Regions from separate parts of the Mus musculus genome. Here region 1 is linked to region 2. The links are chromatin loops, found by intact Hi-C in ENCODE. Cell type or tissue: gastrocnemius. All regions are shown on one strand. Links, peaks and the distances in the headings refer to the core of each region. The heading gives the core; the rest is flanking DNA. Region 1 overlaps Cdk14 (cyclin-dependent kinase 14). Region 2 holds the start of Cdk14 (cyclin-dependent kinase 14).

Evidence for each region. A loop is a pair of places that touch in the nucleus more often than their neighbours do. Peaks named below come from ENCODE experiments on the same cell type or tissue, not always from the same donor. Only the 100,000 strongest peaks of a DNase experiment are listed, where the experiment ranks them.
Region 1: a loop joins it to region 2, with 2.1 times the contacts of the local background. A loop is called at or near these places in 2 of 42 quality-filtered maps.

What each region holds. Positions count from the first base shown.
Region 1 is chr5:5,277,599-5,293,927 of GRCm38, forward strand. The region is part of intron 2 of Cdk14 (cyclin-dependent kinase 14); the gene reads right to left. Among named protein-coding and RNA genes, the nearest start is that of Gm30151, 85 kb to the right of the region's middle. In gastrocnemius, for the core only: no CTCF peak of the experiment used is centred there; no DNase peak of the experiment used is centred there.
Region 2 is chr5:5,373,792-5,390,120 of GRCm38, forward strand. Cdk14 (cyclin-dependent kinase 14) reads right to left here and starts at 6,460. Exons shown (of 15, transcript NM_011074.3): 1 at 6,244-6,460. The coding sequence starts at 6,334. In gastrocnemius, for the core only: a CTCF peak has its summit at 6,913 (motif pointing left); DNase peaks (open chromatin) are centred at 6,133, 6,512 and 6,779; H3K4me3 peaks cover 2,680 bases; H3K27ac peaks cover 1,722 bases.

The DNA of each region.
Region 1 (16,329 bases), core at 4,153-12,152, 96 kb before region 2:
GCCCACTGTGTGTGCTGGCATCCTTGGGCCAGGACAATTGTCTACTTCAGTTCCTTTGTGGAGCTTCTGTCTGCATCCTTCAATGACGAGCCATAGCCTCTAATGACAGACCAAAGCCTAAGCTGTAATAAATCCTTTCCCCCAAATTGCTTTTAGTCATGTGTTATCATGACCGAAAGCAATGTAGAATGGTGATAAACTTCAGCACATTCTACTTTGAACATGTTCAGCTTTTAATCAATCAGTCCTCTGAAACCACTTACATTACAATCTTTAACACACAACTTCCTGTGTGTGCACAATCAATTAACTGACATATAACATTAAATGTTAATAAATTTTCAATTTCAAGAAGAAAATTTTCAGGAGAGAGTTCAATTACAGATGTTTTGACTTTATAAAAATATGTAAATATGTGCAACTGGCATATGGTTATTAAGACACCAAAATAATCTAGAATTTCTCCACTACAAACTTCAAAATAAAGTGTTTATAGCAAGACAGGTATTGCCTATTCACTCAAAATTGTGGAATTGCGGTGAGGGGGATGCATAAAAATAGAAAAGGGAGAATGGTAACCAGCACAATAAAGAGATAAGAGAGTAGAGAGAGTGAACATGATCTAAGAATCTAAGAATATAGAGAGATTATGAAATATAAGCCGCAATGGCATCCATTATTTTTCACAATCTGCACTAGTTCAAAAATAAATAAAAGAAAGAAGTACTAATCTTAAATTAAACTTGTTTTAATATTCACATTAAACTTAAAATAAGTTTAAATTAGTTTTAGTATTTACTAGTTAACAATATTAATATGGAGTATTCTTTTTACTAAGTTTCTTTTTTTTAGTCAAACATTTTTGATGAAAATTAAATGGCCTTCTTTTCCAGTGGGTTTGGTTTTAGGCACATCCCTTCTTTTCTAGGCTTTGTCTGCACCTTTAAAATTAGCAGGTCCCCTTAAAAGATGGTGCTCAGAGCTGAACAAAGAATTCTCACCCGAGGAATACCGAAAGGCTGAGAAACACCTGAAAAAATGTTCAACATCCTTACTCATCAGAGAAATGCAAATCAAAACAACCCTGAGATTCCACCTCACACCAGTCAGAATGGCTAAGATCAAAAATTCAGGTGACAGCAGATGCTGGCGAGGATGTGGAGAAAGAGGAACACTCCTCCACTGTTGGTGGGATTGCAAGCTTGTACAACCACTCTGGAAATCAGTCTGGCGGTTCCTCAGAAAATTGGACATAGTACTATCGGAGGATCCAGCAATACCTCTCCTGGGCATATATCCAGAAGATGTCCCAACCGATAAGAAGGACACATGCTCCACTATGTTCATAGCAGCCTTATTTATAATAGCCAGAAGCTGGAAAGAACCCAGATGTCCCTCAACAGAGGAATGGATACAGAAAATGTGGTACATTGACACAATGGAGTACTACTCAGCTATTAAAAAGAATGAATTCACGAAATTCCTAGGCAAATGGTTGGACCTGGAGGGCATCATCCTGAGTGAGGTAGCCCAATCACAAAAGAACTCAAATGAAATGTACTCACTGATAAGTGGATATTAACCCAGAAACTTAGTATAGTGAGATATAAGGTACAATATGTAAAACATATGAAACTGAAGAAGAACGAAGACCAAAGTGTGGACACTTTGCTCATTCTTAGAATTGGAAACAATCACCCATGGAAGGAGTTACAGAGACAAAGTTTGGAGCTGAGACAAAAGGATGGTCCATCTAGAGACTGCCATATCCAGGGATCCATCCCATAATTAGCCTCCAAGCGATGACACCATTGCATACACTAGCAAGCCTTTGTTGCAAGGATAGTGATATAGCTGTCCCTTGTGAGACTAGTCCGGGGCCTAGCAAACACAGAAGTGGATGCTCACAGTCAACTATTGGATGGATCACAGGGCCCCCAATGGAGGAGCTAGAGAAAGTATCCAAGGAGCTAAAGAGATCTGCAACCCTATCGGAGGAACAACATTATTAACTAACACCAGAGCTCTTGACTCTAGCTGCATATGTATCAAAAGAGGACCTAGTCGGCCATCACTGGAAAGAGAGGCCCATTGGTCAGGCAAACGTTATATGCCCCAGTACAGGGGAATGCCAGGGCCAAAAAATGGGAATGGGTGGGTAGGGGAGTGGGGTGGGGGGGGGGGACTTTTGGGATTGCATTGGAAATGTAATTGAAGAAAATACGTAATAAAAAAATAAAAATAAATAAAAAAATAAAATTAGCAGGTCAATCATTAGCTTCCTGTTATACTTCAGAGCTGTTATTTACATCCCCATTTGCTGTGACTTCATATTCAACAGCTTTGCAAAAATATAGTTAGTGCCTACTACTCTCATAAGTAAAAGAGTTGGGAGAAACAAAGTTTAGAAAGGATAAGATCCCCGCAGTGAAGTCAATCCCAATGTAACTAGCCCATTAGTTTCCTCCCCAGCTGTTCGTCATCCTCACTGGCAAGTGCCATCCATCAAAGTGTAGGCTCACTTATACCCGCTTTCAGTGGTTGGTGTCCCTTCCTTGCATTGGTCTCTTTACACCACTCATCCAGAAGACGAGCAGAGCAGAACAAGGTATAGTATCTATCTTGACTATAACCCCAACACTGAGAGTCAAACAGAAACTGCTGTGAGTTTTGGCCAGCCTAGGCTACCTAGCAAGTTTTAAATCATCCTGGACTACAGTGTAGGGCCTTATTTCAAAAGAAAAGAAATGAGAAGAGGAGGAGGAAAGGAAAAGGAGGAGAGAGCAGCGGGTACCATCAACACCAGAAATGGCAGAGAAGTAACCAGAAAATAAACTATACAGGATGCCAGAGCCTTCTTAGATCACTCCCTTCTGGTTCACTAGCAAGCTTATGATTAATGTGAAGTGAAAGAGAATCTGGAATGAGAATCATTAAGAGAATGAAAAGGGCAGAAGATTCAAAATACAGACAAAGTGCATCTCCTTCACTGGCAGAGAGCACAGCACTGGTCCTCTGCAACACACTAGGCTGATGACTGCTCTCTCCCAATCAACTTCCCTGAGAGAGCCTTTCCTAGATGCTCCAAATGGCACAATACTGGATGTGCTTTACTACTGGGAAAGCCATAAAGATAGGCATCTGCCTAAGCCATTCCAAACTTAGGATACCCAAGATATAAGATACAATTTGCCAAATGCATGAAACTCTAGAAGAATGAAGACCAAAGTGTGGACACTGTGCCCCTTCTTAGAATTGGGAACAAAACACCCATGGAAGGAGTTACAGAGACAAAGTTTGGAGCTGTGACAAAAGGATGGTCCATCTAGAGACTGCCATATCTAGGGATCCACCCCATAATCAGCTTCCAAACACTGACACCATTGCATACACTAGCAAGATTTTGCTGAAAGGACCCAGATATAGCTGTCTCTTGAGAGACTATGCCAGGGCCTAGCAAACACAGAAGTGGATGCTCACAGTCAGCTATTGGATGTAGCACCGGGCCCCCAATGAAGGAGCTAGAGAAAGTATCCAAGGAGCTAAAGGGATCTGCAACCCTATAGGTGGAACAACATTATGAACTAACCAATACCCCGGAGCTCTTGACTCTAGCTACATATGTATCAAAAGATGGCCTAGTCGGCCATCACTGGAAAGACAGGCCCATCGGACAGACAAACTTTATATGCCCCAGTACAGGGGAATGCCAGGGCCAAAAAATGGGAATGAGTGGGTAGGAGAGTGGGGGGAGGGTATGGGGGACTTTTGGGATAGCATTGGAAATGTAATTGAGGAAAATACGTAATAAATAAAAAATAAATAAATAAATAAATAAATATCCTTATATAACAATGATGAAAGTCCCAAGGTGTCTGATCAAGGAGCACATATCTCATGTGCACTAACCTTGGAGTGCTTCTTTCAAAGCTTTGTTGGCATCACAACCCAGGGTCAGGAGTCCCCCACTAGTGCCTTATGCAACTTCTGTTCAATAAATATTTAAGTACGAAGGAGTGTAGATGTTTTAAAATTTAAAAACGACCTTTAGACATTGACCTCAATATTTATATTCAACAGAAGTAGTCACATTTTAAATACCTTTGGGAAGCACACACAACACAGCCATCTCAAAATGGGAAGAAAAAAAAAAAAAAAACAGGGAGAGCTAGCAAATATGTACAAAATCTGAAATGTTTCCTATAACAGCAAGCACAAAAAGGGAATCTGGGTTTTTACATTCAGGCTAAAAGTACAATTCTTCCATTCATGCACTTCACATTTTTATGCATCTTTTCTAGAACAGGAAAAATGGTTTCATACCACAAACTATAGAACTCTGTTGGCAAAACACTTCTCCCTAGGGGAAAAGTAGTTTCTGGTTCTCAGACAAAATAGCTCCAATTTAAAGTAGGTTTGTTTTTTTTTTGGTTTTTTTTTTGGGGGGGGGGGGTGTTTTTGTTTTGGTTTGTTTTTTGTTTTTTGTTTTTGTTTTTTGTTTTTTGTTTTTGTTTTGGTTTGTTTTGTCTTTTTCATCAGAAATATGTGATGACCCCTATGCAAAATATAATGAAAAAGATAAACGATGCTCTAAGCTGGCAAATGAGGCCTGGGTTTGTATTTGTAAGGAATCAGATGTCTGACTTTGGAGTTCTTTCACACAACTGAAACAAAGACAATACAAGTACATGTATGCATGATAAGCCCTCCTGGTAAGGAGTTCTCCCCGAGAAGCCATCAACAGTGATGCTGCTGCTGATTGCTAGGCTTCTTCCCAAATTCTCTAATGCTAAGAATCTGATACATAGACACACTGGAGATGTTTAGATACAGATCCACAATGGCCTATCACATTCCAGTAAACTCCCAACCTACAGTAAACCTGTAACATATATAAATGAAAAAGGCATCCGACTGAGATTCAATAAAAGCAAGTCCAGTCTAGTTCGCTAGCTATAAAGTGTTTTCCATGAATACAAACTGCCCAGACTCAGGAGCTGGTGATCACGGGTGGGGGCCTGAGATTACAACTGATCAGGGACTGACTTCCTGGTATCAGAAGATAAAGCAAGAGCGGCCACGCCCCTTCTCCAAGAACAGGGACCCAAACCTGCAGTGGAAAACAAGCACCTGGGGCTTACACCTGAACAACTCTCACCAAGGAGTCCCCAAGAACACATGTTCTTCAGTTCCAGGTTTCAAAAAATGGCTATACAGAACACAATGGAGGGCACTGAAGGGGGCTTAGCAGTGAGGGGCGTGGGCAAAGCTAAACAACTGATCTAGCATCATGAAGAGATGCTGTGGATGAGTCAGTGAAATCAAACCAATATTCCTGTGAGTATTGGTGGGAGACAAACATGAAATGCTAGTCATTACTAAAGGCTCATTTGCAGTAGCCCACTTAATTCCACTTGTTATTCAAAGAAATGAGCACCGTCATGGCAGCCAATCAGTAAGGGTAAAGTGACATTTAGAGTTGTGAAGCAGTGTAGCCAATGTCATAGCACAAGAGGCAGAGCTGGAAGTCAGGCACGAGTCGGGTGAAAGCATCCCTTGTAGTCCATGCTGCTGCCTAATGCACCAAGCCTCTCGGGATTCTGAATTTGAAGGTTGACCAGAAAGCACCATTTTCCTAAAAGCACCTCAGATCTTAATGAACCACACTGAAATTCTATACTGTGACTCAAATTCTGGTGCCTATGCGTCTGTATCGTGTGTTCCTTCAAAACACATGCTGAGACTCTGGGCTGGCTGCAGACAAGTGAGGACTTTCCAGGAGTCACATCTGAGCTCTGAGGTTACAGTATCTACAGTTCTCCATTCAGTATAATCTTACCTTCTAATGAAGGGGTTGTATCACCTATGTCATCTTTTAGCCTAGAAGACTCTCTGCTCCCATGTAGATAAAAATTGGGGAATTCTGGTATTTATCTACTGAGCAACAAATCTAAATGAGACCCAATCACTGGGCTATCTAGTAAAGTTTAATGCCTTAACACCTCACAAAGAAAACAGCAGTTGTAAGTGGAAGCCATCAATATTTATCTTATGCTAGTCACTCTAAAAATGTGCCCAGTCCGTTCTACCCTACACAATGGGGATGATTACAAAGAGAAGGGTTGCAGAGACTGATCACTAGAATGTCTCTGATATACTTGAAGCACCACAGTTTCTTCCTTCTGTGCAGCTGTACAGCTATAGAAAGGGTAAAAATCCACCAGGTAACAAAGTTGGTCTATGTCTGCTTTGAGGACAACCAGACAACGTCAGCAGTGTGAGAGGGAGACCTGTGTCCATGACTCCTGAAATCAAAGCAGCAAAACTGCTGGGTGTTATCTGCTCAGAACGCCTACCATCCCGGATGGAACATATACAGTCACGTGGAGCATTTAAGGGACTTATACGGCTTGATAAGATTCCTAATTTGTCATTTTTATTGCACCAGTACTAAGACATTCAATAGTTCCTTCTTTCAGAGGCGTTTTGTTCATAATCTTGTACTTGTTCTGCAAGCTTTTTAATGTCTACCATGGTGAAGGAAAGAAACTGGAAAAACTTTATGACTTATATATTGACACAAAGTCAACATTGTCATCCTGGTCTTAATTAGTATTAGTCACAGTTACACAGGTCATAGACAATGCTGAGGCTAGACTGTCTGGGTTCATATCCTGACATATATATCACCTTCCAGATGGTCAACCCCAAGCAAGTACCTTTACCCCTGGCTAGAAAATGGAAATCATCATGACAGCACTAACTACTGAATACTGTGATAAGAATACATTTGATTTTTCTGAAGTTCCAGAACAGTGTTTTGCCACAGAATAAACATTTATACATGTACATAAATGGCGTTTATTATATAAAATATGAATAATGCTGACTGTATGCAGAGATTTTTGCAATGACAGCGAGATGGTTTCCTTACCTACAAGAAGCACATTCCTTCAAAAGGAACTTTTGAAGGTTTTAGACTCGGCCTCATTCTACAAATAATTTCAAGGCAGAAATGTGAAATTCTTACAGCACAGAAAGCTAAAATAAAATCCCAAATAGTGATGCTGGGATGGCTCAGTGATCAAGAAACCAGGCTCTGTTCCAAATGTACACATCAGGGCAGCTCACAACCACCTACAACTTCAGCTCCCGAGGATCTGACGCCCTCTTCTCGCCTCTACTGGCACCTGCCCTCCCATGTGCATATCCACAAGCACACACATAAGCTAAAATAATAAAATACAAATCTTTAAAACAAAACACAAAAGCCCGCATGTAAGGACTGAGACATCTGTTTTCACATGACAGCTTGGCCACAGACCTTTTTTCTCCTCTTCTATCAAAACACGATCTAAAGTCACCAGAACCCAGACCAAGAGAGAAACGTTTCAACAGTGTTGAAGGTGCAATTACTGGTGTGGCTGAGTAGAGGAAGCTCGTGGGGAGCCGCTGACATGGGAGCTAAGGTCTGCACCAAATCCAGACAGGTTGGAAAACGGAGGGAAAATAGGAAGTTTTGGCTGAAGCTGCAGAGCTGCGCGATCTCCTTAGGTCACAGTGAAAGGTGCAGGCCCCTGCCTGCCATTCTGTCCCAGTGTACCTAGGCTATTTGTCATCTGAAGATACTGACATCTATGCCCTTGGAAACTGGAAACACAGCACTAAATTCAAAGGACTGAATACTGTGCTCACTAGAACCTCTCTTCAACTCCCTTGATCTGCTCACATTCCCAGGGCCTGATCTAACCCATTAGACTTTCCTATCCTAGAGAAAGATGTCTCCAAAAACAATTGAATCTTTTGGAAAGCATTTTGTTTGCTGTGTCATTACCCTAAAGGAAAGCAACTTGTTAATCAACCTTGCTCATGGTAAAGGGCTAATCTAAGAGCATGTCAAGACTTATCCTCACACACTGGATAGTATACGATAATCATGCAAGTCACGCACTTCGGAACAGCAGCAAACATGCACAAACAACATACAGAAAAGGGAGACGACATATAACAGACATTACACCGAACAGAACAATGCTTTAATAGTAAGAAAACAGCTAGCCATGGTGCCACACCCCATGGTGCCACACACCATCGTGCCACACACCTAAACCCCAGCATTCAGGAGGCCAAGGCGGGAAAGCTGCATGTCCAAGGCTATCCTGCGATATCTAATGAGACCCTGCCTCAAAATACCAAAGGGAAGAGAAAAGGAAAAGACAATGCATACAGGGACCAGAAAAACAACAGGGTGATGATTTTAAAATTCTTTGGGGACAATTATTTCAGCTATAATTCTGTATGTGGCCAACATACCAACTGAATGTAAAAAAAGAAATCAGGGCAATAACAAGGCCCAAGGAACAGAAAGTCTCCCTGTTGCTCTTCTCTCGAAGTCACTGGTTAACTAATTCTTCGAAATAAGAAAGTAGGCCAGAGTTGGTGACTCATGCTTGTGTCATGACACTTGGGAGACCTGGGCAGGAGGAGTCTGAGGTCAGCATAGGCTGCAGAGTGAGATCCTTCCTAGAAATAAAGTTAGAAAGCAAGAGGTGTGAGGTCATGCTGAAACAAGTGGTCAGGCTGAGGGGACAGCAAGGGAATGGGAGAGCTTCGGGGCTAAGACCAAGTGAAACCAGGAGCCTGGATCCAGAAAAGCAGGTTCTGTGGGACAGAAGCACCTACTGCACTCTGCGACAGGAATGATTTCCAAGAGAGGACAGATGAGAACACAGGCAAATGAGCACATGTAAGCTACTAAGTCAAGCTGGAAACAAATGTTAAAGAGAAAAGCAGTGTGCTACAGTATACCTGTTGGCTCTGAAGAATATATGTACCAAGTCAAGCTGGATACAAATGTTAAAAACAACAGCAGTGTACTATAGTATACCTGTTGGCTCTGAAGAATATATGTACCATGTGCCCAAACAAAGTTCATGAATTTAAAGTGACAGATAAAGTGGCTTATAAGGCTATTTTTTTCATTAATTTATTTACTCATTTAACATCCCAATATCATCCATCTCTCCTCCCAGTCCCCCCTCACACAGCTCCTCCCCCATTTCCTTCTCCACTTCTCCTCTGAGAAGTAGAAGCCCCCACCCTGGTATTGTCGTACCCTGGAACATCAAGTTTTTTAATCAACCTTTGAAAAGCTCCTCAAAACATATTTGGGTAATTATGACATCATTTTCAAATAAACACATGGTCGTTCAACATGGACTGTACATGAAGTTAAGTCATTACAAGATAAACAGATAGTAGAATATCTGTGTGTATCTGTCAAAAAGCTGAAGCAATAAAAACAAAAGGTAGGTTCTTGACCTCCATAAGACTTGTCAGGTGTATCAGCACCATACGGTGGGCAGTCAGAGCAACTCTTCAAGTATTTGCAATAAAACACATCTTTAAACCAAGTCTAAACATGAAATGCACACCATGTTGCCTTTATCTCTCCTTTGCAGATCTTTAAGTGTGACACACACGTGGTATTGACCCTGAACTCATATGCACCAGAATCACTTTTCAACTACCCAAAAACAACCCTGAAATTGACTCACCCTCCCATGCTTTGGATTTTCAGTCACTGAGTCTGGTCACAAAATAACAACTCCAACCATTTCTCAGGATCTCCAGGACTCTTCCTAGTCAGGCATGATGACATCAGCAAGATTCCCCTTGAAGACTCCCTCAGAAGCATCTCACCTAGTTTCCTGCTATTTCGGTCATTTTCCCACATAACTGATAAAGTGTCCTTTTGAAACAGACATGAAGCCGCTTCACTCTACTCAAATTTAGTTTAGTGTGAGTGTTTCCTCTGCATGTGTGCATATGAGCCATGTGTGTGTCTGCTGCCCTCAGAGACCAGAAGAAGCTGGTGAGTCCCCTGGAACTGAAACTACAGACAGCTGTGAGTGGCCATGTGGGTGCTGGGAACTGAACCTGGGTCTGGACATCTCACCACCAACTCACAAATGTTCACTAGCCTGCAAGAGGCTGAGGCAGGAGGATCTTGGGTACAAGGACAACCAAAGCTACAGAGACCCTGTGTCAAAACCCCAAGCCTAAACTTCTTTGCTAGCTATGGAAATGGAAGGCCAGCAGTTGGGTGACTCATGAAAGGAGCTGACACGTAACTGCCCTGCAGGAATGAGCTTTAGTAAGAGAAGGAGCCTCGTGGCCATGGTGAGGTCTTAGGTAGCCTCTGGCGGCTTTCTGTAAGTTTCCAGGGCCAGAAGCAAGTCTTGGACCATGTGGTTTAGTCTAGGGTAGCACAGTTGTCAAAGACCATGGAGGAGGCAGGCAGTGCTGAAGACAGCACATGAGGAGCAGTGAAGCCACAGCCCAGAGGCCTCTAAACAACCCCTTAGTGTGGCAGAGGGAGGGGAGAAGGGTCTAGTGGGTCTCAGGCTCTGGCTGCTTACTTCTTAGGGTGACCATCTTCTTAAAGGGGAAGGCTTTAGTCCAGCATCCCACAGTTCCTGTCTCCACAGTAAATGCCACTTTGTAGCAGCCTGTAATCTGTACAAGGTAGGATACACTTCTGACTCCATCCCTACGAGTTCCCCCTCTCTCACTCGGTTCCACTCCAAGTGGCCCCTTACTGTTGCTGAAAACACTAATGCCCCAGTTATATGAATACCCTATGTCTATGTATATGTAGGCCTCATGTCTATAGAAGTGTCCCTTCTGTGAAACCTGGGTGCTTACTGCCTGCCTCTCTCCACAGCTAAGTTCCTCGGGGACAGGGCCTTTCATCTGGTTTTCCCATTGCTATATCCTCACAGATCAGAACAGAGATAAACACATGCCAAGTGACATTTATGAATGGTCTAAAAATCACTAGGCTGCATGTAGCCAAATGTGAGTACATTTTACAGTTTAAAAAATGGCTTTGGGTAATCATGATGAAAATTTTTTTAAAAACTAAAGTACAGGGGCTGAAGAGATGGGTCAGCAGTTAGGAATACTGGCTGCACTTTCAAAGGACCTGGGTTCAATTCCCAGCAACCACATGCCTGCTCACAACTGTATGTAACTTCAGTTACGGGGGAGCTGACACTCTCAGGCAGACATACGCCAATGCATATAAAATAAAATTTTAAAATTATTTAAAAAAATCACAATACAGAGTACTTAAATGTAAGCTGAGGACCAAGACAATACTGTTCATATTTATAACTTACAAATTATTTGGTTTTATTTTTATGCCTTACTTTCTAAAGTGATTAAAAAAAAAGCCCTGGTATATATAATTTTAATACTTTATTTTCCTTCTCTCTCTTAAAAGCCCCAATACAGGGGAATGCCAGGGCCAAGAAGCCGGAGTGGGTGGGTAGGGGAGCAGGGAAGAGGGAGGGTATAGAGAACTTTCGGGATAGCATTTGAAATGTATATAAAGAAAATATCTAATAAAAAATAAATAAATATGTTAAAGAAAATGAGAAAAAAAGTATCTGGATACAAAAGTAGTGTAATTACAATATATAAAAGATCCCATACATTTGCTACACTGGGGTTTCAATTTGGAGTCAGCTACAATTTGAAGCGATGTTTGTGCTTGCTCCTAAAATGACACAGCTTTAAGGGCTGATCCTCATTCTTAAGGCAGAAAGCACCACACCTGAGAGAAGTCATACAGTGTTGCTGGACGCAGGCTGAAGTTCCTGCTTCTAAAAAGACTTCTGTCTAAGAAGAAATAAACTAAGCTGGGGTGTGCTATTCAGTTACTACAGATGTTGTAAACTAAAACTGAAGAACTATTAGAAAGAAAATAAAAATATTTAGTGATGTTCGCAGATAACACTACTGGGAACTGTGGAATGGCCTTTGCGAGAGTCACCATGCTTAGTAGGTAGAATTCTATTTGAGCTGAGCAGGCACGATCATTCATTCCATTTTGCACATAAGGAAACTGGAACACTGAGAAAATCGACCACTTAAATAGGAGCCAGTTAGAGTTACAACTCAAATCCATGTCACCCGACCCCAGCACTCACACCCCTCATTGTCCCATGGCTCTCCCTAAAAGAGCAGACCAGTGCCTTTGCTTGCACAGCATACTTGAGGTCTGCCTTAAAGTCTAAAGCTATAAACGCTCATTTCTTGAGGCTACAACAGCTTATTTGAAATTAAGATCCTTAGAAACTGGGCTTGATGGCACAAACCTTTGATTCCAGCAATCAGGAGGCAGAAGCAATCAGATATTTCTGAGTTCAAGGCCAACCTAGTCCACATACATATTCAGCCCAGCAGAGGTTCACGGTGAGACCATGTTTAAAAAAATAAATAAATAAAACACAAAATCTTAAGAACAACCAGGAATATTAAAATATACAAGAATTTCCTCAAAAATAAACACTTCTCTTTCTGTTGGGTCATCAGAAAATTATTTTTAATTTATTAGCAATTTTTAAGTTCTTTCATCTATTTACCAACCAATTATTAAATCATACAACCTCCCTGAATGATAATTCAAATACAGGCAATTGTGTTTAACACTTTCAGAATAACCAGAGCAAATTAACATGCACTTTCAAATGTCATTTTGACATTTAACTCTACCCAGTTAAGTCAACTCTATAAATTCTGAATTGACAAAAGCCATCTCTCCACAACAACCACAGAGAAATACTTCTCCACACTCTGCTGGCTCTCGCTCAACAATGTGAAGAGGTTCTCTCTTCACATCTAGTCTCCCAGACAACTCCAGACAACCCCTTAGATCCAAACACAAAACAAGGGATGCTGGGGATGAAGCCCTGTCCAATCCAACCAAAGGCAAAGCTCTCAGGTCCTCACAATAAAGCAGTCGTGAAAATCGAGCAGCAACAACACCTATGGGTCCTGAGAGTTACCACACGACACTTTAAAACTGCATTTCTCTCTTCACTTCTACAACAACATGGAGACATACGGGTTGTCCTCATGTGGCAGAGTTCAAGGTAATTACATGAGTATTTGTGATGCTCGTATGGGCACTGTACACCAACTGTCTGTTGACCTGTCTGAGAATTAAGGCCCTGAAGGTGGAAGAACAGAAGAGGGCAGAGTTCAGGGTCCACTAAGGGAAACAGGCAAAGCAAGGGACCAGTCTGTCCTATTTAACAACCTCTGTAACCCAGCCAGGTAGGTTTTAAAAGCACAGTGTGTGTGTGGGGGGGGGGGGGTGGGGGGGTGTGTGTGTGTGTGTGTGTGTGTGTGTGTGTGTGTGTGTGATGAGAGGAACGGAATGGGAGGGAAGGGGAAGCCTGCCAGTTAATTACAGGCGCTGGTATGGTGAGGTGATAACATCACTGTGAACACTGTTTGCTCACATGGATGGTATTTAAACTGAAGTCACCAGTGATTACAGCAGTGTAGAATGGACAGCCCACAGTCTCAGAAAGCTCAGGTTAGGTCACAGCCCACTGGGATACTAACATGAGTAACATGAGGCTTTATTAAGTTACCGTAATTAGACGCTTTCAAAAGACCATAGTACTTAAACTACAGCACACAATAGATTGCTATTCTAGTTTACTTTTATAATAATCTATTGCTGTGGATTTTTTGTTAACATCAGTAACAATGCCAAGGACTACGGACACCATGCTTAACTATACGTGACTGTTGAGTCATCTGCACAGATTCCTTAGACAATAAAAGACAGTTCTTTACCAGGCAGGAATGAAGAAATAAAAATTTAACTGTCTAATTTTGTAGTGATATATATGAAAGTCTAATTGAGTCCTTCGAAACCCCAAGTATCACAGGATTTTTAATGCTATTTCTTTTCATTTTTCTGTCCCTTCCTTATTTTGTTGGCAATCATTACTGACTTGCATTAGAAATCTGTATTCACCGGTCTATGACTGACCCTAGGTGTCAACACCAGATATTGAATTCCACCATGAAGCAATCATTTTCTTTGCTTATTCTCAATGCAGGGGTGGGTCACAGGAGTGTTGTGTGTATGTGGCCTCTGACTGCTGTGACCGAGATAACCCAACCACCGACTCTTCAACTTTACTCTATACAGTTCCCACAAGCCTCAGCCTCTCACCCTGTATTTTGTCATCTGTATGCTGTGAGCATTGATTTATGGAAGATTGAGAAGAAAAAAAAAAGATCATAATTCCAAGCCCCATTTCTCAGCAGTCAAATCTGACAGCTGACTTAGCCCAGTATTTACTGCTGCCTCATCTGTCCTGAAGCAGCTGCCACTGCTGTAGGCTGCAGTAACTGCTCCGAGTTTATAGCATCTGTGGGAGAAAAATGCTATGGCCTCAAACGGTATACCTCAGGCTGCCTCAAGACAGCTTTGAAAACCTAAGTCTCTTTAGGGCTAATAAGGTCATCCTGTTTTAATTTCTTTCAGGGGAGAAAAAGGTTAGCTACTTTTAAAGGTAAAATCTTGCTTTAAATCAAGTACCTTCTTAAGGGTAAGGGGACCCCTGACCGCAAGGACCATGGGTAAAAATTTACCGCCTGGGTATCAAAACCTTCTCCAACCTAGAGCATCTTGCTCTCTTTACTATCGTCTTGCACATTATGTATCAAGGGTAGTTCTGCCTCTCGTGTCCCTCAGTTATGTCTACTTTCAATGATACCATTCCCATATATCAAAAAAAAGAATCTTGCATGACCCCCACCTATCCAAACCCTGCTCCCCCTTAAGAGCCTAACTTCTGTGCCCTGCCGGGTACACTCCCCCAGTTTTTGTTTGGAACAGCTTCCCTGGAGTGGGCACATCAAAGCTACTTCTCACCAGCTTCTGGCCTGGCCCATCTGCTCAGCTGAAGTCAATCTTCTAGGCTATTTGTATAAACATAACTGCAACTCAGGTTCATAACTCCAGACCTACCGTAAGACCCCGCCACCTCCCACATCCACATGGTGTTCTGTAGCCCACTCAGATCGTGAAGTGAAAATGGCAAGATGGATGGTTTCTTCTAGCTGACATTTCTAAATTTCCCAAGTAGCAGCTGCTCCTTTAAGAAGCCATTCACTTATTTAGAGCCTGTCGTGATGAATGAATTTTTAATTCTTTCTTCTGCCACGGAGAATAGTACACGGACAATTCAAGATTTGCTTAGAGTATTTGATCTTTTCTTAGTCATATACTATCATTAGAACCACATTACTCACTTAAAATTAAGTTTAAGTACATCAGAATGTTAAATGTATGGGAAAATTCAAACACTACAAAATGGTCTATTGATGCTCTCAATTTTTTTTCTTTTATCTCAGGATTAAATCTCATGGCCACAGGTGGAAGTTTGGATTCATCATTCCCCTCAAATCTTTTTCAGAAAATAATAATAGATACAACCCTGTCCTATCTTATATATACCACATAATTTACAGTTAGTTCATTTATTTGGCAATGCTTAGCAGCATTAATACAAAGAAGTGGCATACAGTGTGAGTCACAAGTCTTTAAGGGTGCGGTGTGGGACTTCTGTTTCTAACTATGCCATTCTGAACAAAGGATCTCCTTTACTGACCATATCTCTCAGGATCATCTCAGCGAAACAAAAGCCACCAGGCCGCGTATTTAATTTTGAAGTTGATTTTCCAAGTTCATTCACATCAGGATATGGGTGGCATTCTGGTCAGTGTGGCAAGGGTGACTGAAAATGGTAACAACCTCGGACACCTGTTCCCTGAATTAAATCGGTCTTAAAGGCAGTTTTAAAAATCACATGAGTGGGAAGGGAAGGCAAACACTGGTTTAGAGCTGAATAAGTGTATATTTCAGAACAAAGGTCAAACAATGCTAAACAAGGACATTCTGTCTTTCTTCTTATCTGTGCTATCGTGTTCATTGCTGCAGCATGCTAATATGCTCATTATGAATTGTGCTTTAAAGAAATGTTAGGATACGTTCAAAGTAAAAATAGCTATTGAGATTTTGACTGAGAGAAAATTAAATTTAGAAATTAGTTTATGGGTTATTTACATATAACACTAATGTATTATTTTGTAAAAATGCCCTCATTATTTGTGTTCTGTTTTTATTTGATTACACAGGTTCTAAGGGCTGCTTATTAATATCTACTACCTGGTATTTATGTTTCCTTGGTGTTTTTCTTCTTATTTTCAAAATTAATATTTTTTATTAATTCTTACAATTTCTTTTGTTCATATTTAGTCCTGCACCTCGACTCCTCCCAGATCTCCCCTTTCCAGCCTGATCTCCCTCCCTCCACACCCAGCTTTGGGCCTTCTTCTTCCCTCCCCCAACTCCTCTGCTTCTGTGGAGAGCAGGGCCTGCCCCAAGTGTCATCAACCTACAGGGGGTCACATGCTTAAAGAAAAGCAACTCTCTCTTGCTCAGACATTACCAAA
Region 2 (16,329 bases), core at 3,589-11,588:
GGAAGGAGAAAAGGAACACAATGCAGTGGCAAACCAATCTCCTCTCAAACACCTGGTGTGTCCTTCTGTGTGCTTCGGGGACCTCCCAGGCCACTTGTTAGGATGGCAAACATTCTGCATAGTGTCTAAGTGATAGTTTGGTTCTAACTAACATTTAAGCATGCTAATAAAAGACCAAGCACTATCAAATAAGTATTGTGTAGAATAAAAGACTTAACTCAAACACTTAACATAATGAATTTTATAGTCAAGTGTTTCTAAAGGAAAAAGGAACACATTCAAAATGTTTCATAGGGACTAACAAACACCTCAGATTTACCCTAAATACGGTTAACCTTAAAAATGAAATTTTATCTCGTTCTAAAGAAAAATAAAAGATTGTAGTTGTCAACTATCTGTTCATTAAATCCCAGTTAATTATAATGTTTCATAGTAAGGAAGAGGCCCAAAATGTTAACTAATCTGAAACTACCAGTCACAGAAAATATTTCGAGTCTACAAACTCCTGCATAGGCGTTTACAAGTCTGTTCTAGATACTCCTAGCCTGGATTGAAAGGTGTGGTTGTGTGTGTGTGTGTGTGTATGTGTGTGTGTATATATATCTTGAAAGGTTTTGCTCTGGTAAAAGCTATGAAAAGCAATGTATTCTGGAAATTGAGTTATGAGAAATTAGGGAGCCTAAGCAGAAACTCCTAAGTAAGAATGTATATACTCTAGCCATGTGGTAATGGTATGGTGTGGAGTGGTATGGTGTGGAGTGGTGTGGTGTGGTGTGGTATGATAAGATGTGGTGTGCTGTAGTGTGGTAAGGTGTGGTGTGCTGTGGTGTGGTAAGGTGTGGTATGCTGTGGTGTGGTGAGGTGTGTTGTCATAATGTGGTGCAGTTCTTGAGATAAGGTCTTACTCTTTAACCCAGTTTGGCCTAGAACTAGCAGTAATCCTCCTGCTTCCGCTTCCCAGATGCTGGGTTGACAGGTTTGAGCCACCATGCTTGGCTTTCAAGCACTCTTGAAAAGGTTTTTTTCTCTTCTTCATATTATACATTTGTCATTTTAAAAAGTCCAAAAGTATGTAGCTATGGTGGTGGGCTAGCAGGGTGCAGGCTGTTGTGAGAGGCTAAAACACTTGCCAGTTAGTTTATAGTCTTCCCCTTTTAGCCTAAGACACTGACCTATAACAAACTGTCACTTTCTTCATGACAGAACAGGTTGCCCTGAGCAGAAAATTAAATGACAGTCCTTGTCCCAGCCTCAACAACTGCCCCTCAAACTGATTATATGCCCCCTGTCACTACAGAGCTGTTAATTTATGCTAAACCGTAAGGAAAGATAGAAGATCCTAGCTGATTCCTACTGACTAATTTTCACTAGAATTTTAGCTTCTAATCTAGAAACTCCCAAGCCCAGTCAACAACGGTGTGTCTTTTAGTTAGCATGGCCATTACAAAACATCGGTGATGTAATAATACAAACAAGTTTCTCCACTATATAAAACCATATATACTCATATATATACATATATGAGCAGCATTGACTTCAAATACAGAGTAGCATATACATGGGCACATAATTGCAGCTTTATCTGTCAATCACCAAGTGTGAATGAACAGTAGCCATGGACAGCCTTGCAAAGCTTGTGACTCAGAAGACAAACTTTTCAAAATGTTTTCTCTAACATGGTCGTTACAAAGTGCTGGAACTTTAGAGGTGTGTTTTCTTTGGCCAAGCTGTATTTCAGCTTGTACTGACCTACTGGGGGCTGAAAATGTGAAATGGCGTTGGGAAGTGAAGGGGAGGGGGGTGAAATATTCACACCGGCCCACTCTTTCTTGCCTTCTTGGTCCTGACAATTTCCCATCATCCCGCTCTAACGGGTGGATCTGAGATTAGTTAGAAAGGGAGTTGGAGGGTGGGGACAAAGAGAAAATTCTAAGTGCATTTGCTAAGCAATAAAGAAAAGCCGATGATTCCCACTGCATGGTGACTCCGTGAGGCCCTGCTTACCACAGGAAGAACAAAGCTGGACTGAAAAGCCTATTACTCAATAGATACCTTTCATTGATAGATTGACACCTGACATGGTTTCTTCTAAATATTGCACACCTTGCCCTAAAAGGGAGTTGACGGAATAACAAAGACCAATTAAAGGTGTTCTTGCCAGATAGCTATCAGGTCACTGGTGAGTAAACTCTGACCTAAACAAGCACACAACATCTTGTTATTGATTATGTTCCCTGATTGTCATTAATCATTTATGTAAATGTAAAACCACAATGGTCCTCAAGGATGTCGTGGGACAATAAGCAAATTGTGCTACTCTGACTTAACAAAAGGATAGATATGGAGTTGTTGATACTCTATCTGGTCCTCAGTTCAGACACAGTTCCCAAAAGGCTTCTTAGTAACTCACCAAGGAGATCCTGCTGTGTCCTCCATGGCACCTTCACTACTAATCTTCATTATGGAATTTGCCACTTTATGCTAGCAATGCTCATTCACTAGCCTGTGTTCCAGCCATATTGAGCACTAACTCCAGGACAATATCTAGCGCCAGAAGGTATATGGTAACATGTGGCATTAAGGAGTCCTACCTCAGTGGCAAAGAGAGAGAAGGTCATATTTTAATGTACACTAAGGTTTTGGCAAATGAAAACCATATATATTTTTATGTAACAACCATAAACATAAGTCCCATTACTATAATATCCACTCCGTCTTCTGCACCCTCCCCTTGCCCCTCCCTCTTGCTAGGCCCAGAGTTCAGGGCCTCACACATACTGGGCAAGCTCTCCTCACTGAGCCCAAATTAAAACCATTTATAGCTGCTTTGGGGAAGAATCTGGCACAACAGTGAAACCGTAAACCTGAGCACTTTACATCTATCTACCATTCTTCATGGAATGGCTGGTCAATGACAATGTAGAGCTACACAGCGACAGGCAGAGGGCAAGAAACCCACAAGCATTCCCCCTAATCTCAGCTTCCTCCTTCCACCCACATCCTCTAAACAAGCGCATACATGGGCTCCTCTCTAATAGCAAGCATGCGCATCCTTTCCCGGGGAAAGAATCCCACCAGGTGAGAAGGAGGGTCGGCATCTGCATTAGCCTGCCTGTGAAGTCAAAAAAGGAACCGGCGCCAGGAATGGATGGGCTCATTTCAGCTACTAACTACAATTAAGTTCCAGCTTACCTTAGCTAGCCTACAAGTTCTAAGTCAGGAAGGGGAGGAATCCTGCTAAAAAAAAAAAACAAGACCACCATCCTAAATAGGTGACCACACTGAGCTATTGCGCAGGAAACCAGAAATAGTCACTGTGGAAATGGATGCTTGACTTTAGAATTTAATTATGCTCATCTTATAAAAGAGCCATAGCTCTATTGTAGTCACTACCTGGCAGATGTCATAAATCAGAACCCTGTGGCTTGAAACCTAATGTGTCTCATTTGACCTTATGTAGCAATCTCGGGTCAGTTCTGTTTGGGGTTGACGGTGACAAAGTCAGCATGGTCTATGATGTATGACAAATTAAACAATCCTACTTCTTTTGTAGTCAGAATCACTATTAAAAACAATCACTGACTGCAGACCACATGCATGCATGCACTGTCATCGTTTTCTAGGCAAATGGTTAGCGATTTCTTATGGCTGAACAATGATATGGATATTTCACCATATAACAAACTATACCTAAAAAGGACTAAGAAAAGGAAATAAAGCCAATATGTATATTTCAAAGGCTCTCTTAGACTGGGTCATGGAATACATGGTGATGTTGGGTCGTTTGTTTATCCTTTGACCACTCAATGAAGAAAAGTAGGTAAGAAGGGACAAACAGAAATCGGAACTGATCCTCACCATGTTATAGATGATGTATCAGATAGTGTTATTCTGTCTCATTTGATCTCCACAATTATACAACTCTATGCAGGTGAGGATGCAGGAATTTAAGTGAATTACTGGTTGCCAAGGAAAAGAGAGGGCCAGGCTCACAACTGTCCAACTCCAACGCTTACCATGTTTTTAGGATGTTATACTACAAATCTGTAGCCACTTCTCCTCTTCTTCCTTTCTACCTATAACACTATCATGTCAGTATGATCTGATCCCTAATAATGACAACACGTTGCAAACATTTATTGAGTCCTCATTGCATGCCACACAAGACACTGCGTCATCATTTCACCAAGTGGGGAAAAAACCCACAGACCACATCCCTTGCTTATAAACTATATGAACCCATAGAAAAATCTCATTGCATTGTCTCTCGGTCCTCAAAAACATCCTTCAGTCAGCAAACTGAGTTCACTGCCTCTGAGTGTGAGGGAAAACATAGAAGATGACTTTTTCAGTAGTGCTCTTTCTAATAAATATCCTGGGTTTGGTGCATACACAACAAAAATCACTTAAAAATGTCAATAATTTCTTTCACAATGTACCACAGTAAGATCTGCTCTTCTGAGTCCTCTTTCAATAAAGACATTATCAGCTTTCTTTACTGAGCTGTACTGTTTCCTAGAGAATGGACATAAAGGCCACATAATCATACCAGGCATTGGTGAGGAGCGTTAGACTCAGAAGGGAGCTCTCACACGACTAAAGCCGAGGAATCCAGGAAGCCCAATTAACTATAATATCTACTGCCAACACTGCAGTTAATCCAAACAGTACTGATTGGCCATCAAACCCTAAAATTATTTAAACATACAGGATTTTTATATTATTACCCTTGGTTTCTTACTGAGACTCAACTGCAATGAATTATTTAACACAAAACTGGAGGGGCTCCAACGGAATCATTAGCATTAGTAACTATCTAGCTAATGTGCTTTAGAACAGGCCCTAATGGACTCCAGAACCCGCCTGGGTGGTGTTTTGGGTCCAGCCCTGAAACATCCTTGTTAATAATGCACAGACTCCACACCTCACTCTCACACTCCTCTTGGCTTCAAACTTCACTTGAATGTAGGACTCCACACTCACAGGCCTAACTCAGAAAAATGAGTCTGTGTACATTCAACGCATGTAATAAGTAAAGGCACGACTAATATGACTTCTGCACATGATTTACAGTGTTCTCAGGAAAAGCAAAGTGTCAAACAAAATTGATAATAATAATAATAATAATAATAATAATAATAAGCTTGACTAAATATTTATCCATGTTTTCATAGTTCATTGTCCATACATGCAAACTGTCTTCAGACTGCAGACACTCACTGGCACATCAGGGCTTTAAGGAATTAGCTTATGATTAATTAATTAACTTTCACTAACATAACAGGTGAGCCAAAGGCCAGAAGGTATGCTGGGACACTCCCATGTGTTGGCTTGGGGCTTATAGGATTCCCTTGCTTTGCACAGTTACCTGTATCAAAGAAAGTTAAGGACCAAAGTTTAGGTAGCAGCTATGCCTCCAGGTTTACAGGCACTTTCTGCCACCAACACTCAAGATTCAACAAACCCATTCCACCGGACACAGCTGTCATCTTGCTGCAGCCTATAGCATGTATTCATTAAGTATCCTAAACATTCCTTGAGCGTTTTGTTTTGTTTTGTTTTGTTAATGCTGTGTGTTTATGCTCTGTTAAGTTGGTTGATTTTTTTTTTAAAGAAGACAATAGCCTCTGGACTGCACTAATGGAGCAAGTTCAGGAGACATATTCATAAATGTCTCCACAACTTCACAGCTCACCCTTCACCACAGCAGCTGGAAGGTTTCAAGACCTACAAACCGAACACCCAAACCTCCAATTATAGGACCCGGAGTACGGAACAAAAGGTCCCAAGGTATCTGTCCCACTTCCTCTAGGTTGAGTACATTAAACAACATCAGGCACATGTCAACGTTTCAACAATTCCCAAAGCTAAATTATTGGCTAAGCACTTAAAACCAACTCGCTTTAAGTAACCTAGGTGGCCACAGAAACCCGATGGCGGTGGGGACCGGGTGTTCCCTCTCCGGTTCACTGCGGGCGCCAAAGATACTATTGGCGGGGAGGAGGAACTCAAATTGGAGGCTTAAGACAGTCCACGAACGAAGCCCAGGTCCTGGGGGCAGAGGGATGGCCCTCCAGCTGGTCCCTGCCCTAGCCTGGAGTCCTCTCCTTCATCCCTGGTTCGCAGCTCACCCCGAGGTGGCAGCCGCCTGGTTGGTGCCCGGAGCACGGAGTGGGCGCGGGGACTGAGGGAGCGAGCCCCGGGATCGCCCGCAGGACACTGGGGACAGTCGACTACACTCACCGATGCGGCTGAAACTCTCGGACAAAGTTCTCCTCAACTTCTTCATCTTGCCGATCTTCTCGGCCGGCTGCGGTTCAATGAGGTCGCACATCTGGGCGGCGTAGGGCCCCGGCAACTTCGCGAAACTGGTCCAGCGCAGCGCAGCGCAGCGCAGACAACGGCGGGCGAGGGCGCGCGGCGCGGGGAAGGCGGCGCCTCGTCCTGCTCCTCCGCCTCCGCCTCCTCGCGGGCCGCGGGCGACGCGCAGCGCTCGCCAGGCTGCGGGGCTCGGGCCTGGGCCGAGGCTGGGCGCGCGGGGGCGTCTTACGTGGTGCCGGGGGCTGCCGCCATCCCCGCCGCCCGGGGGCCCCCGCGCTGCGCGGCCGCCCGCCGCATTTTCCCTCCTTTGTAAGCAAGAGCCGCGCGGCCGCGGCCGGAGATGGGGGTCCGCGGACGAGGAGGCGCAGGCGGCTGCGGACCGGGCGAGCGGGACAAGTTCCCCAGCCCGAGGGGCGGCGCTGCACGGAGACCTGCGACTGCCCTCGCCGGAGGCCTGGCGCCCGGGACCCCCGCGCGACCCCGCGCCGCGCTCCGGCTCCGAATCCGACTCCGACTCCCAGGCCTCCGCCGCCCTCCCGGACCCGCCGCGCCCGGGCGGCGCCCCCTCCCGGCCGCCCGCGCTCCGCCCGCCGCGGCCGCGCTCCTTCCGCGCGCTCCGGGACCGCAGCCCGCAGGCGGGCCAGTCCACCCGGTGCGGTCCGTGTTGGCCCACGACCCGGAAATGTTGGGGAGTGTCCGACGAGGTGCTCGAAGACCTTGGGGACGCATTCGGGTTTAGGATAGACTTTATGGCGTGGGGTGGTTGGTTTTAATTTGCAGGGAAAGTGGGTGCTCCAAAGGGCAGGAGAGGCCCCATTTTATTGGGGTACAGTGCAAAAGCTGAAAATGCTCCCCACCCCGGAACTTCTAGAAGTCAGGGCACCTGCGTTTTGCCTCAGCCCTGTCTCTGGGTGACAGGAATGTCACTGTGGGTGACTCCTCAGCAGGATACTCTGGTCATCGGTAAACTTACAACCTATTGTCACCTCCTTTCCCCACTTCAGTGAATGAACTTGAAAAGGATCTTAAGAGTGGCTTTTTTAAAAAGCCCCGGGACAAACAGTTCCGGCAGAAAACAGTCTTTTTTTTTTTCTAATAAATGAGGTGCTCCAAACGTCAGTCTCCCAGGGGAGGGTGAAGGAAGATGGGGGTTGGCCTGGTGTACTGATTATGGGCCAGCAAAGTCCTTATGAAAGAAACGTTAGTGATCTTGAGTCATCTGGCTGGGTAAGTAATAGGAGCTTTTGTGGGTGTGACAATGCTGTTTAGTTTAAAGGAAGTTTTGGGGAGTTTGTGTTTTGTCGAAAGATGTTTATCTTAAAACAAAAACTAGCCCCCTGCCTTCCTTAAATTGTGAGGTAGAACACTGATTTGTTCTGCCCTGTGCTGAGCACATTACAGGGTTTTGGTAGATTGCCACTGATAAAAAGCTGCTAGCTAGTCAAGCCAAGCCCCTAACAGGAGAGAGCCAGGAATCCATAGCAAAGTCAAGAGAGTTTAAACGCAGGGATGTTGGGTCCTGACAGCCATATCTCAGTAATTACAGAAAGCACCAACTGTGGCTTCATGCAGGAAAAAAAGTTTTATTGACATTTACCACTTGGTCAGACTAATTAGAAAATTAGCAGTTACAACTGAACTCACAGAGAGAGAAACAGAGACAGAGTGAGACACAGAGACACAGAGAGATAGAGACAAAGAGAAAAAAGAGACGGAGAGAGATCCAAACACTGATGCCTTCTTCCAGTCAACAAAGTTGAAAAAATAGCTAATGATAAAACCTTAGAGCGCTATGTATCTGCAGCTGTACTGCTGTCTCCTTTAGAAATGTCTGATCTGAGTACAGAGAGACACAGGCCCAGTGTCGTGGCTCAGTAGTGAGTGTTTGCAGCCGGCATGCTTTGTGTACGTGTGCTGTGCGTGTACCTGCACGTGCATGGGTGTGATAGCCTTTGTGTACATGTGCTGTGCGTGTACCTGCACGTGCATGGGTGTGATAGCCTTTGTGTACATGTGCTGTGTATGTGTACCTACACGTGCATGGGTGTGATAGCCTTTGTGTACATGTGCTGTGCGTGTACCTGCACGTGCATGGGTGTGATAGCCTTTGTGTACATGTGCTGTGTATGTGTACCTACACGTGCATGGGTGTGATAGCCTTTGTGTACATGTGCTGTGCGTGTACCTGCACGTGCATGGGTGTGATAGCCTTTGTGTACATGTGCTGTGCATGTACCTGCACGTGCATGGGTGTGATAGCCTTTGTGTACATGTGCTGTGTGTGTACCTGCATGTGCATGGGTGTGATAGCCTTTGTGTATGTGTGCTGTGCATGTACCTGCACGTGCATGGGTGTGACATCCTTTTTACCTTCCCAATATTTCTAATATTCTAAACTTTGAAAAGCCAGTTTACAATCTATGCATACAAAGCTATTGTTTGTGACCGTTTTTTAAAATAACATGAACTTGTGTCACTATATCTAGGGTTAGTAGGGGAAAACATTTAATATTAAGCTGTGGCAAAATATGCAAAATATATATATACATTTCTGAAATTTACGAAATTTCTGGAAACAAAAGGAGAAACTTAAGAGAATATTCTAGATGGGGCACAACTTTGTCCTTAGACGTTATACTTGAAAGTAGAATCTGAGTATTTTGCCCCCCAAATGCATTAATTTTATGTTGCAAAAATACTAACTTACAACATCATGGGTATTAATTTCCCTTTTCTGTCTCGACTCCAGACGTCCAGCCCTGTGCACTAAAGCAGAGCAGTACATCTGGCAGATGAGACCTGTGTCCAGTGACAAGCCAAGTGAACCCTGGCAACTGAATAGCCAGCTTTCTGCTCCATGTTTGTACGACACTGGCACGTTATGCAGGAAGCCTACAGAATAGAGAAGGAAATTAACTTCATGCTTTTGAGATATGTGTACTTCTGTTTAAGGGTTCAACGTGTGTGTGTGTGTGTGTGTGTGTGTGTGTGTGTGTGTGTGTGCGTGCGTGCGCAACATCTGAAGACAAGGACATAAGCTTATCTAGGGACTAATTGGCAAGTGCTGACTCAACCAAATTCACCAGTGCAATGTGGTAGGCCGGAAGAAGTTGGCTGTGGATCCAGGATGCATGAGTTTTCATTCCTGTTCCATCAATATGTGCTGTGGAACCTGAGAAGAGTAATGCATCTACTTCCTTATCTATAAGGAAAAGGTTTAAGCTGGATAAGCTCAGGTGTCGCCTTAGCTACAAAAATGTGAAGGTGGCATTACCCCGTTCTCAGCTTACATACTAAAGGCTGATTACACCCTCGATACACAAAGGTTGATATACAAGGTACAAAACATACTTTATAGATAAACAAAGCAAAATTACATGTGGTTTAATGTCCATCACTTCTAGTCACCGCAGACATAAACTGTGCATTTGTTAGACAATATTGTGGTTCCAGCCCGGTAGCATACACCAGCAGACATGAGGCCCCAACACATGTACCTCAGAGGACTGCCTGGTCTAGCCTCAGAGAAGATGCACCTAACCCTCAAAAGACTTAAAGTCCCCAGGGAGTGGGGAGGTCTTGTGGGGTAGGGGTGGGAGGACATCCTCTTGGAAACAGCGGGGGTTGGTGAAGGCTAGCAATCCTAACCCAAATAGGCAGGGAGTGCAGGGTTTGATTAGGATCAAAGAACCATCAAAAGCAGCTCACTGCTGCTTAACCAACCATACACAAAGGTAGAGTCAGGGGAAAGAAATCCATGAAACAAGGAAGCCAAGGACAAAGGTAGAAAAATAGTTACATTCACTGATGTGAACTTCCAGAAAACAGTTAAAGCTTAAAGACTGACATCCAATCAGCATAATTACTGGAGTGGTGGAAACTTTTAGAATTAAATATCCTCCAAGAACTCTGAAACGTTGATCTAGTTCATTATTCTTGGGATCAAACATCACTCATTTCTGAACACATTCAGGAAATGAGGGAGCACATGGTTTAGATAGTTTGTATAACTTTTTTAGGAGTCATTAGTGAAATTGGTACATGTAATTCAAAAGGCTTAATTTAACCATTCCGGCTATCTAGTGTTCCTACTGATGGATAGAACTGGTTCATCTAAGTTTCTTTCCCTCCTTCCTTTCCTTTTTTTTTCTTTCTTTCTTTATCTTTGTCTTTTTTTGTTGCTTGTTTGTCTTATGATAAAGAGAACCTTGAAACCAGAGAGGGGAGGAAGATGGAGGGTTGCACAAGCTAGTGTAGTTAGCCTCCTATCAAAGGAGGCTGCTTCTCCTTCCCATCCTTCCTCCACTTCCTGCCAGCGCTCCATCACATGCCCACTCCTTATGTGGAGTCACTCCTTGCTGACACAAACCTCCAAGTATATCCAGAAACAAGAACTACCTTTATCTAGTGACTTTATACTCAGTCCTGAGTATTTTTCATCCTATATTTGGAGAATCCCAGTGACTGAAGTAAAATGATACTTGCAGATAGCTAGACATAGAACAAGGAGTTGTAAAAGCATCTACGTGACATTACGTATAAATTAGCTCAGAATAGGTTTGAAAGTAATAAATTGCCCAAGTCAAAGTATAAAGTATACATTAAGGACTAGCAATATTCATACTCTATTATATTAAAATGTATTTAAAGCTTAAAATTTGCCTTATTAGTCCTGATTTTCACTGTTAACATAATTTATCTGGAAGAAATTTATATGAGAAAATAGCTACCACTATTTCTATCAAAGATACAATGTGTTTAATCATATCCTTTGATGTTCCATGTGTGTGTGTGTGTGTGTGTGTGTGTGTGTGTGTGTGTGTATGTGAGAGAGAGAGAGATAGAGAGAGAGAGAGATTCACCATGAGCTAAGAGTCCTTCAGTGTTTTATGTTACATCCATCAAAATGAAGCTTCAGTAGCCAATCTTATAACTGAACTCCGGACAAGGGTACGAAAGTGGTCCTACCTCTGAGAACTAAAACCTTAAGCCTCTAATCAGTGGAGACAAGTCCTGTTAGTAGCAACTAAATTAAAAACTGAAGCTCTGCTATCAACTACATCCTGGGTTTCCTTTCAGGATGCGTGGCATTTTGACCTCATTCACATGCCTGTTGCAGTCCAGTACTTGCAGGTCAGAGGAGGCATCTACATTCTCATGCCTGTTCCAATCCAGTACTTGCAGGTCAGAGGAGGCATCTACAGAATAATCAGTGATGACGTCATCACACATCCCCTAACTGCAGTGACTTACTAATGGTAACTTTAACATGTAAATAAAGTACTGTATATACAGCAATGACTCGATTGATGGACTCGTTTTATTTTAATCTTAATCTTTCTCTGCCCTGCTCTAAGAGTCGGTATTATCCCTATGTAGCACACAGAAACGGACCTAAAGACGGCATGAGAAAGCATCAAGACCATCACATCTGCTCCAGTACTAGGCTGAGATACTTTCAGTTTCCAAAAAGAGTTTTGAATAAGCCATCTTTGTGGCATGAGGCATGTCATTCCCATACCTGAGATGCAGTTGTACTTTTTATAGAGAATGACAGGAGAATACAAGGAACTCGTCAAACTTAAGAAGTTTAATGCATCAAAATTTCTGAGTTCCAACACTGTATGTTGCTCTTCCCACATGTGGGAAATGAATGTGATATTGAAAGACATACAACTGACTTTGGAAAGAGGCTCCTCTACTCAGATTGGTGTTTATAAATGAAATGATCATTTTTTAAGTTATCAGGTAAGTAAGTCATCACTACATGTTAGGCACTAACCTCACAAACACTCTATGAGGTATATTTTAGTCTTCAGTTCTGCAGGTAAGAAAATTAAGACCCGTAGAGATCAAGCTGATCCCTTAAAACTAGTCAGATATTAATAATAGAAGAGTTAGAGCATTACAAAAATCATTATGCAAACCTAGAGGTAACCATTGTTTCAATGGAGACAAAAGTCACTGGAAGTGGAGACATTAGGTAGAGCATGTATTAAGTTTCAATCAGTTTTAGCTACATTAAAACTATGATAAAGTATGACAGTTACACATAGTGTGAATCTGTTTCTCACAGTCCTGAAGAACAGGAAACCCAAACCAACACCAAAGTGCAGACATATTTAGTGCCTGGTGCAGAATGCTTTCACGGAACCTTCTGCAGCATCTCCCCAAGTGGAAAACACGTGCTAGTCATGTAGTTAAGACTGTATATTCTTTAGTTCTTAGTAGAGATATCAGACTGCATGTGTTCCTCTTGAAAACTCATTAAAATATCATAACTCATAGAAATATCAAAACTTATAGAAATATCAGACTGCATACATTCTTCTTGCAAACTCATTAAAACTATATATGACTAGATGGTTTTATTTTGTTTTAAAAGGCAAGATATTGTTGTGTAGCCTCCAGAGGTTGTATGGGGCTTACTCTGTAGACCAGGCTGGCCTTGAATTTATGGTAAATCCCCCTGATTTTGCCTCCCCAGGGCTAAAAGCACGTGCACAAAAGGTAAGTCAACAGCATGATTTTGGAAGCTAAAAGACAGAATAACAGCTGTATAGTAACTGAATTGTCAGTCTCAGAGGAGCAGAGACGTTGAGAGCCATTGACAAGGCTGAGGCAGAGCCTATTGAGAGCTGTAAGTGATGATTGAGGACCCTGCCTGTCTTTTTTGCTCACTCCCATGGGCCTGGTCAATAGGTGGTTCCACAATGTATCCCATGGCAGAGCCAAATACATCAGTCAGACATCCTTGTACCATTTTGTTGTCTCCCTCCTGGATGACGGCAGTCATTCATGGATCTTAAGATGTTGGGTAGGGTAGAGTATCCTAGTAAGAAATATGGAGGTCAAAACAAACAAACTAGGGAGAGAAGGGAAAGGGGGAAATGATCAGGTGTGGGAGGAGACGGGAGAAGTACAGAGGGTCAGGAAGTTGAGTGGAGGTGTGTAGCAGTGGGGATGGGGAACAAGGGGTAGCCACTAGAAAGTCCCAGATGCTAGGCACCCAAGAGGTTCACAGGACCCAATGAGGATGACATTAGCCTAAATACCCAACAAAGGGAAGATAGAACCTGTAGAAACCATATCTGGTAGTTAGGTAGAGCCCCCAGTTGAGAGATGGGGCCACCCACTCATCTCAAAAATATTAACACAGAATTGTTCCTGTCTAAAGGTAATGCTGGGACAAAGAGTGTAATAGATACTGAAGGACAGGCCATCCACAGACTGCCCCACCTAGGGATCCATCCCATCTGCAGACACCAAAACCAGACACTATTGCTGATACCAAGAACTGCTTGCTGACAGGATCCTGGTATGGCTGTCCTCTGAGAGACTCTGCCAGAGCCTGACCAATACAGATGTGGATGCTCACAGCCAACCATCAGACTGAGCACGGGGACCCCAGTGGAGGTGTTGGGGGAAGGACTGAAGGAGCTGAAGGGATTTGCAACATCATAGGAGGAACAACAACATCAACCAACTAGAGCTCCCAGGGAATGGGAAGAGAGGCCCTTTGTCCTGTGGAGACTCAATACCCCAGTAGAGGAATGCTAGGGTGGTGAGGCCGGAGTGGATGGGTGGAAGGGGGAGCTCCCTCATAGAGGCAGGGAGATGAGCATGGGATAGGGGGTTTGTGGAGGGGAAACCTGGAAGGGTGATAACATTTGAAATGTAAGTAAATAAAACAACCAATAAAAATAAATAAATAAGTTTTTAAAATGAAAAAAAAAAACAAAGGAACTATAGAAAATTGACCAGGAAACAGTGAAGATTATGCAGGAAGAAGAAAACAATACTATTATTGCTATCTTCAGAGATTTAAAGCTGCTGAAATATATTATAGCCACTAAACAAGACATGAACACTACGTCTTTTTAAGTTTTGCAATAAATTTTGATGACCACAGAGTAAAAGCAAACTCCTGTATATTAATCTTATCAGTTAAAAAAATTCAGTTAAAAATTTAAAATATAAATAATGCGAAAAAGTTTCCACAAAACAAAACAAGACTGAGGCATTGGAACCCTGAAGAGAATAAACCACAAGAGAAGCGCAGTCTAGTCCAAGAAGCTCAGACTCTGAATAATGGGAGTCCCAGAAAGAAAACAAAGGAAAGCAGAAGGAGGAAATTATCAAAGAAAAAACTCAAGAAAATTTCCTGGAATGACAGGATAGAACTTTACAAAGTGCAAGGGCCTATTGAGTTCTAAGACAATGCATGAAAATAGTCCTACACCGAGACACATCATTATGAAACCACAGCACCACTCGGACAAAGGAGACTCCAAAGCTTTCAAAACACAAGATTCGAAGTAGAACTGGGTACAGAGTGGCTGAGACGTCTCAGCTGCAGCAGCACGAAACTCAGACAGGACTACAAGGGGAAGATTGTTAATCCAGAAGCCCATCAGGAAAAAGAAAAAGGAAGAAGAAGAAGAAAGCTGTTTCCATACACTAAAGGTAACCAAAGTCACCTCCCAGGTCCATGCCTGATGAAGCTGTTAACAGATTTGCTCAACCAAGAGAAAATAGAATCCCAAAACGGGGTTTTGATATCCCAGAAAGGCAGAGACAGAAACGAGAACCCAGGTCCATAGCACTGAAGGGCAAGGAGCAGAGCAGTGTAGATAACCTTAGAAAAAACGTTTACCAAGAAAATATAGTAGTGATAGAGCGAGGAGTGTTTAAAACATGTCTAAGGAGATTTGCAAAGCTGGAGTGAGGGCAGTCTGGAGACATTAGTAAGGACCGGAAAGCTGTTTGGATGGTGGGCATAATTACCCACGCAGGACTTTACTTAGATAACCCAATGTATTCAGCAGTCAATATAAATCGAATATATTTATTTCCCATACAGGTTCCCAGCACTGACTGCTCTCTAGTTCTAACAAGAAGTCAACCTCTGGGCTGAGGTGTCTGTTTTTACTATGGTCAAAAGGTCAAGATGGTGGAGAATTTTCTCACCATGGGTTAGAATCCAATTTTAAATTCACACTGGTTCTTAGAAGCAAGGCCTGCACAGCTCTTTTATCTTAGTTGCCCAGATATGTGGGGTGGGAGGGACAGGGAGTGAAAGCTATCCATATTCAAACAAATCTGGAGCCAGCCTCTTCCTCATAAAAGACAAATTATAAGGAGAGAGGGGAAAAAAAAAAGACGGTTAACGACAGAAAAAGAAAATACAAAAGGCAAAAGAGAAGTCATCTTAGGATAATATGTGCTGTGGCTCGAATGGTAATAAAATGTACAGGGACATACTGATCTAAACAAGAGTGGGATATAATTAAGAGACAGTCGTTAGGAGGGGGAGGAATGGGAGATTATGTAGGTACATAGGTACCACATGATGTAATGAAAATAAACTGAATCTTAAATTCTAGAATAGAGTCTCTGATTAAAAAAAATAAGAATGTGAATGTTAGTTAGGAATGTGGACATACGCCAAAGGCATCGGGTAGATAGTTGGAAATTATTGTCTCTGGGGAGTTAAAGAATAAGACGTTGGAGACAGTTGGTATGAGAGGCACATGTTGGAGAACTTCTATTTGTGTGTTTGTGTTGTGTGTTTAGTTCAACCACAACTAGTGTGGTGCTGATGGGACTCGGAAGCTCCTTGTCAACACTGCTATTGTCTGATAACACAATCTAATTTGCATTTTCTTAAAATGACTCTAGTATATTACAAAGAACTCAAGGGAGGGAAAAGTAGATACTGAAGTGTATATACGGATGCACTTGGTTGCCAGGACCCTGGAATATGGGCATGAAGTGATAGCCAGCTGGAACTCACGTGTGGCAGCAGGGCCACATAAAGGACATTTGTGATTATTTGGGATCTGGGATGGAAGAGAGGAAGTCAAGATTTACACTGCGTTTTCTGCGTTGGACAATGAGTAGGTAGGTAGTACCATTCTTTGACACCAGAAACGACACTGAACGGGTATCGTCTGGAGAAAATGGTTTCAGAGTTGGGTATCCAAAACCATCACAAATATGAATCTG